2 separate regions of the Homo sapiens genome follow, and region 1 is linked to region 2. Evidence: chromatin contacts called from ENCODE Hi-C or POLR2A ChIA-PET data. All regions are on one chromosome and are shown on one strand. Each heading gives the region's core, a stretch centred on a gene start or an enhancer-like site at or near the end of the contact. The rest is flanking DNA. Distances are from core to core; before and after follow the strand shown. Region 1 overlaps LOC105376205 (a long non-coding RNA gene). Region 2 overlaps LOC105376205 (a long non-coding RNA gene).

The links. A loop is a pair of places that touch in the nucleus more often than their neighbours do. ChIA-PET counts read pairs that join two places held with the same protein, here RNA polymerase II (POLR2A). Pooled maps may share reads with other maps.
Region 1: a loop to region 2 is called in a map of heart left ventricle, with 6 times the contacts of the local background. The contact joins two enhancer-like sites. A Hi-C loop is called at or near these places in 8 of 168 maps with a recorded cell type or tissue (Caco-2, cardiac septum, endothelial cell of umbilical vein and 3 more) and 11 of 50 pooled maps. POLR2A ChIA-PET finds 5 or more read pairs at or near these places in 4 of 52 experiments (Panc1, WTC11, activated T-cell and 1 more).

The regions. Positions count from the first base shown.
Region 1 is chr9:107,635,501-107,639,220 of GRCh38, forward strand. The region is part of intron 8 of LOC105376205 (a long non-coding RNA gene); the gene reads left to right. Among named protein-coding and RNA genes, the nearest start is that of KLF4, 150 kb to the left of the region's middle. RefSeq lists enhancers at 1,513-2,061, 2,062-2,610. Within about 2 kb of position 2,296, at least 30 of the 41 ENCODE cell types and tissues checked have a DNase peak (open chromatin) inside an H3K27ac peak, as active enhancers do; they include ovary, where a contact is called at or near this core.
Region 2 is chr9:107,598,899-107,602,771 of GRCh38, forward strand. The region is part of intron 5 of LOC105376205 (a long non-coding RNA gene); the gene reads left to right. Among named protein-coding and RNA genes, the nearest start is that of KLF4, 110 kb to the left of the region's middle. Within about 2 kb of position 1,598, at least 4 of the 41 ENCODE cell types and tissues checked have a DNase peak (open chromatin) inside an H3K27ac peak, as active enhancers do; they include ovary, where a contact is called at or near this core.

The DNA of each region.
Region 1 (3,720 bases), core at 1,046-3,545, 37 kb after region 2:
ATTCACTCACTCATTCATTGTACAAGTATTTACTGAGTGCCAGCAATGTGTGAGGCACTTTAATACATGTTGGGAATGCTATGGTGGCAGGCATAAGCGAGGCAGTTCCTGCATTCGTGGGTTCGTGGGAGGAAAAGAAAAACAGATTAAATTACAAACTGTGACAAATTCTGTGAGGCAACAGAAGAGGGTGCTGAGATAGAGAAAACCGGGTTTTGTGGTGATAGGAGGCCTACATTGTACTGGAGGCTAGTGAAGGTCTCATATGCATTCATTCATAATTTAGCAAACATTTAGTGAGTGGCCGCCATGCTCTGGAGTCTATACTGATCTAGACACCATTTTTGCCTTCAAGGTGCTCCTAGACCAGTGGGAGAGCAGGCAGGTAAGTAAAAAGCTCAGATGCTGGGTGACAAGCGCTTTAAGGCAGGCATGTGCCATATCTAATGTGGAAACAGGAAGGAGATCTAAAATGCTGCGGTTGGTGGTGGTCAAAGAAGGTTTCTCTCAGGGGGAACGATTCAACAGACATTTGTGATAGTTGATGTTTGGCAAGATAGAGGTGAATGAGAACTAGGGCTGCTTTCAAGGAGTCTGAAGTCCAGTCTTGCTTCCGGAGTCACCTCTTTGAGAGCCTGGATCCTGTGGTGTCTGACCCGCCTCTCCAGTAGTAAGCATGGAGCTTGAGTCAAAAGAGGTGCTTAGTAAATAACAGGTCCCTTTCTCTGACATCTCATGGCACAACTCTTTGGATTTAGTCTAGTGGTGAAGAACTTGGCTACTGCAGTCAGATTGCATGCGTTCAAATTCCAGCACCCAGCTGTGTTACCTTGGGCAGTTTTTCTCTGCACTACAGTTTCCCTACATACAAGGCAGGGATGATAATGATACCTGCAGACTAGGGTAGTTATAAGGACTAAATGAGATCATGCTTATATGATCACTAAAGATATGACCAGCATACCTCATCCCAATGTGTTTTTAAGTGCTGCTTATCACCTTCCACAACCCACCCCCACCCCCCATTCACTCAATCCAACAATTATGGATTGAGTATTTTCAGTCTTAGGCATTGTGCTGGGTGCTTAGATTCAGAAAAATCTTGCCAGACTCCGGGGTCTCCATCCCCATAGATGGTTAAATTCCCAAATCTCCCAAAATGGAAGTTCTTTGCCTCTTCTACCCAGATAAATAGGTATTTGCTATCTCTGGATTAGCGGTGAATGTCTGTTCATTTTTCATCAGCACATCTGGTTTTTAGGTGAAAAGCTGCCAGGAATTTTGAAACATCTTGTTACTTTAGACATCAGAAGGCAGGGAGATTTCCCATTATTAAATGGATGTGAAAACTTCTTTGTGCCCCAGGGCTAGGGCAAACCTGAGATTTCATAGGTCAGTGAAAGCTCACCATCATTGTTTTTGCTTGGTAATAATTTTATTTAGGGAGGAGGAAGAAGAGAGGGTAGGGGGTTTCCAGAATGATAAAGCAATGTGCCAATGTCATGCAGTTTCGAGAGGCCACTGAGGTGGTAGGGAAAGCATTGCCCATGTGTGGCTCCATCTCCCCGAGCCTCAGTTTCCCATTGTGTAAGATAAGGATAACAGAACTTCCTGTGTAGTGTGGGTTGAGGTTTCAAGGAGAGCATGAATGTGGAAACACATCAGTGCCTTTTGCCTGCTAAATGCTTCTTGTTTATTTCCAGCCCTGCCACATGTTTGCAAATCTTTGCAATGTGCAGTTGGAAGGCAAAGTGGGGATAGAGAAGGCAGATTTGATTTGAGAGTTTGTGCACACAGTGGTGGGTCTGAGTTGGGGGCCTGGCTAGAAACAAGTGGCTTTTTTGGTGGCACCTTGTGCGCCTTCTCTTGAGACAGAGGCTCTGTAACCCCCCTCGGCATCAAACTTCGCACTACCCTCCCTTTGCCACGGCATCCTTCCTTCTCGTCTCCCGGGAGGCCGGACAGAGAACCCAGGCCCAGCCCCAGCCCAGCGAGCCTGAGCCAGACTGCCTCGGGCCGGTCTTGCTCGGCCTCCCTGGGGAATCTGGGAGGCTCAGCCAGGCCTGAGTCGGCCTGGGTCCCGAGGTCAAGGTCGGGGTCAGGGTCGGGGTCCGGTCGTACGCCCTAGCACTGCCTGCGGTGGGGCGCGCACAGTCGAGCGCGGGGCCTCCCCGCAGGCTGCGCTGCCTGCCGGGCGGCCTCGGGAACTGACCAGGCCGCGTGTGAGCGCCGGGATTCCTGATCCTGCCTTAAATATGCCGGTTATTTTTATCTCCCTACGTCAGGCAGCGAAGGCCATCCCACCGGTGGCCCAGGCGGCTGCTACACAATGTTTCCCTTTAGTCGGGAGGGGAAATGGAGGGAGGCCAGACTTCCTGATCACATGGTGCTGAAGTCAATGAAAAAAAATTAAGGGGGACCCCTCCCTTTTTCTTCAATGCCTGATCCAGATTCCCCCCTCCCCGCTCCCCCGACCCACCCCCTCTGGGCTCCGCGCGTCGGAGGGAAGCGCAGCCTCCCAGGCGGAGGGCCAGCGAGGCAGGAGAGCGCGCGCAAACATAAACACGAGACTGTTGCAGTAATTGGTGGCTCTGAAAACACTGAGGAAATGAGAGGCTTGTACGAAACATCAGCCGACAAGAAACGGGGTGATGTCAGACAGCCTTCCAGGATTAGAAACCCTTAAAAGCTCCGAGCCCGCGGCCGCTGCGGAAAACTCGGCTCTCCCGCTGTCCCGGGTAGGAAGCCGGGATTTCGCTTTTGCCCGACTCCCTCGGGGCACTCGCCCTCTCCTCTCTTCCTCGCTTTCTCGCTTTCTCTCTTTCTCTCTTTCTCTTTCTTTCCTTTCTCTCTCTTCTTTTTGTTTCTTTTCTTCTTTCTTTCCTCTTTTTCTTTTCCTTTTCTTTTCCTGTCTTTCCTCTTCTCCCTCTTGCGCCCCCCCCCCCACCCCCAACTTTTTCTCTTTCTGTTTCTCTGGCTGTCACTGTCTCTCTGTCTTCTCCCTGTCTTCTCTCTCTTCGTTTTTTTCTTTAACCTTCTTTATTAAAAAGAAAAGAAGAGGCCACATCAGAAGATTTCCATTTCTAAGGCACCTTGTACTTTTATATCTTTTCCCTCCTTTGAAACACCAAACAGGACCCAACTCCTAAACAAGTCCAAAGGGACAAGTAAAACTGGGGTGTCAGTCGCTTGAGTTTGTTATAACTTTCTCTTCTTCTCAGTGCCCTTCCTCACCCCCCTTTTCGGATTAGAAGTTCATATTGCAATAATTCGCCAACATGTTGGAAGGGCTGGAAATAAACAAAAAGCATTTACCAAGGACAACAGCCCACCCACCCTGAGATGGGGAAAATGCTTGCAAAAATCTGGCCGTTTCAGAAGAGAATATAGATTTCCTGGTAAAATATATCCCAGCCACCCAGCTAGTAACACTAGTGGCTGTTGCCCCATTTTCTGTTCATAGTATAATTAAGACTAAAAGTACTTACACGTATGTGTATACACACACACACACACACACACACACACCCTCCCTCCTCCAGGCCACAGGGCAGGGTAGCTAACAGCCAGTGAGCAGGGAGGATCTTGTACCACATCCAGCAGGAACTTGCGTGTGTCTTAAAGTTGGAGGCCAGTTACTCAGTGACATCTGTTCAGTGACATCAAAAGTGATGTCTGTCAAGCCTTTTTCTCTTCGTGTCTGCCAGGATTAATGAGGCA
Region 2 (3,873 bases), core at 348-2,847:
ATTAACATGATGAGAGCTCCTAGAGAGGGACTTACACTGTGTTGCAAGAACATAAGGAACAAAAATCAACCTGAAGATAGGCCAGGCACAGTGGCTCACATCTGTGATACCAGCACTTTAGGAGGCCGAGGCAGGTGGATCACTTGAGGTCAGGAGTTTGAGACCAGCCTGGCCAACATGGCGAAACCCCATCTCTACTAAAAATACAAAAAAATTAGCTGGCCATGGTGGTGCCTGTCTGTAGTTCCAGCTACTTGGAAGGCTGAGGCAGGAGAATTGCTGGAACCCGGGAGGCAGAGGTTGCAGTGAGCCAAGATTGTGCCACTGTACTCCAGCCTGGGTGACAGAGCAAGACTCTGTCTCAAAAAAAGAAAACAAAAACAAAAACTAACCTGAAGAAATCATGGAAGACCTCCTAGAGAAAGTGTCACGAGAGTTGGGAACTGAAGCAAAAATAGGAGTTTATTAATTTCTCTTTAATTCCTTTAAAGACCATATCAGTGGTCTAGACCCACCTGCTTCCAGTCTCCTGCATTTAAGCAGACATTCTCCATGTCACATACCTGGCCTTTCCTGACAATAGCTGTTGAGACCAGAGATTGACCTCAGGCCCCAAGTAAGCTAATTCTTAGATAGGCTGGAGATCATTGATTAGTGGCCTGACTTGAAAAGTTGAGCTCAGCCAATCAGATTCCTTCTTCGGGAAGTTAGACTTGGGAAGAGAGGGATGGATCTAGTTGGTGCTGGTGCTGCATTTGCAAATATGCAAGGTAGAATTGGGAAGCCACAATGATTGTCTACCAGTGAAGGTGTAGGGACACTAAAGCAACAAGGAAACAGGAGACGCCTAGGGAGAAAGCAGAGATGTAGCGAGGGCTAGAGAGTCCAGTGACTTCAGAAACAGAAAAAACATTAGGAGCTGCCGGGGGTGACAATGTTTCTCAGTCCCCACTGTGGCCCTTCCTGTCCTGGAATGTCTGCATGAGACCACTGAACAGCCCCACATACATTCCCCGTCCTTTAAAAATGAGCTTAAATGAGCCTTGGTTCTTGAAACCCAGGGTCTTAGCTATAACAATATTCCAAAAATGTTTTCATGGAGAGCAGGGCTTTTCTAGTTGAGTAAGAAGAAGAGAGAGGTGATAGTGGAACATTCTAAAATAACCAACGTTAGCTCTGAGAGGGTGGGAGGTTCAGTTTGGCTGGGCCTAGAGTCAGTGATGGGGCTGGTAAAATCTGGAGCCAGACTGGAAGGGCTTTGAGAAGACACCTTCGTCTTCGTAATTTATGGTGAAATTGTAGTAACAACAAGTCAGTTCTACAAGTAACACTAGTAAATCAGGATGCACAAGACAGGGCTTTGCCAGGAATGAGCCCATCCATTTCCCTTTTATTCCTGGCCTCACTTTATAGGTAGTTCTCATCAGAGGCATTTTATCTTGGCTGAACTTTTGGCAATGGCAAAGCTGAGGGAAATGCTTTTTTTTTTTTTTTTTTTAAACAAGCCTCCACCTTTTTACAGGCCCCTCTTGCCAGCACTTTCTGTTATCAGGAGCTGGGAGATTTCATAGTTCTCATTTGTCATTGAACTAGAGTGTTTTCCTGTCCTGCCTCTTCCCAGGGGTGTTGACCTTGGAAAAGTGACTCAGTCTCCTTGAATCTCATTTTCTTTACTTGTAAATGAGGGTAATTATATTTACCCAGCTGAATTCTAGGGTGGTGCTTTTCCAACTTTCTCTGGGGAACCACCAGGGATTTTTTTTTTTTAATTCATTTATTTATCTTTTTTTTTTTTTTTTTTTTTTTTTTTTTTTGAGACAGGGTCTTGCTCTGTCACCCAGGCTGGAGTACAGTGATGTGATCTTGGCTCACTGCAACCTCCACCTCCCAGGTTCAAGTGATTCTCCTCCCTCAGCCTCCCGAGTAGCTGGGACTATAGGTGCACGCCACCACACCTAGCTAATTTTTGTATTTTTAGTAGAGACGGGGTTTCACCATGTTGACCAGGCTCGTCTTGAACTGCTGACCTAAAGTGATCCACCTGCCTGGGTCTCCCAAAGTGCTGGGATTACAAGCTTGAGCCACCACACCCGGCCTATTTATTTTAATTTTTTATTTTTCAATCCGTGATGAACCAGTACAAGCATGCAGCTTGGGCCATATGCAACCTGAGTTCAACAGCACCCAAACTAGTCTAGACCCCATTCCAGAAGACAAGTCTGCTAGTCACATGCTTGAATGTTATTGCACTGTTAAAACACTAGAGAGGTTTCTAACATGTTGCTTTCAATTCTGTGTTTATTATTGTGAACTGGAAACGCGTAGTTCGCAGACTAGCATCAGTCCATGGACCAGATTCGAGCGACACTGCCTTAGTAGTCTTACGAAATCCAATCAAGGCAACTTATGGGGTAGGGCTTTGGGACTGAGGGTGTGCTTTATATGTAACTTGCATATGTGAACCGTGTTTATGGGATCATAATGTAATGCCGATCTCATGTTTCCTGAATGTTTGTAACTCTTTCTTTGTCTTCTCTGGTTATATTCTTGGGCTGACAATGTTTTCTGGTATGTCCTTTTCTCTTTGCTTGTGACTTGGCATTCTATTCTGCACTGGAACACAGTATGTCCGCATACAAAGGCTGCAGGTTTTAGAGTCAGGGTTGGAGCTAGAATTTGGGCTCTGATACTTTCTAGTGATGAGATGTTGGACAAATTGTTTGATTGTCCCTCAACTTCTGCATTAATTTAATTTAACTTAATTAATTTATTTTTTTGAGACAGGGTCTGGCTCTATCACCCAGGCTGGAGTGCAGTCATGATAACTTGGCTCACTGCAACCTCCACCTCCTGGGCTCAAGCCATCCTCCTACCTCAGCCTCCTGAGTAGCTGGGACTACAGATGTGTACCGCCACACCTGGGTAATTTAAAAATTTTTTTAGAGATGGGGTTTCACTTTGTTGCTCAGGCTGGTCTCCAACTCCTGAGCTCAAGTGATCAACCCACCTAGGCCTCCCAAAGTGCTGGGATCACAGGCTTGAGCCACTGCCCTCTTTTCTATTAACAGAGTGCTGATAATACCTAGCTGGTGGCTATTGTGAGAATTAAATGATTTAATGTGAAAAACCATGTCTTGTGTCTAGTAGGTACCCAGTAAAGCAGCTTGCTTTGCTCTTGTACTCTGATGACATTTTTGTCTGTCTTACATTCTGTGTGATTTGGAGGCTCAGGAAGTGGCACAGGCAGGCTAATAAACCATGGTGGCGGCAGCATCATAGATCGTGATGTCAGCATAGCCCCCATACTTTGCTGTTGCCCCAAGAGGAGCCAGAATCAAACACTATGGGTGAGCTAAGTGCTGAATCCCTTCTCTTTAATAGTGTCTCTACCTCAAGGGACCCCTGGAGCCCACACAGCCACAGAGTCCCAAAAGGTCCCTGCTGATGGGGCTCGGGCTATTGGGCACAGATGCTGTTCGGTGCCTGTCCTTTGCTTAGGGCATTCTTCCCAGCTGACAGAGCCCTGGTTTAGTCATGGAAGGTGTCTCTGTCTCCAGCTCAGGGGTGAATCTTGATTAGTTTAACCAGTAACTGCAATCCCATGTTCCCTTATCAGTAATGAATTTTGGGGTGGGTGTGTCTCTCAGTACGGCCTGAGACTTAAAGTCAAACTCCTAGGCTCAAGTGATCCTCCTTCCTCAGCCTCCTGAGTCGCTGGGACTACAGGCACACGGCACCACACCTGGCTGATTAAAAACAAAAAAAAAAGCCCGGGTGCGGTGGCTCACACCTGTAATCCTAGCACTTTGGGAGGCCCAGGTGGGCAGATCACGAGGTCAGGAGTTCGAGACCAGCCTGACCAACATGGCGAAA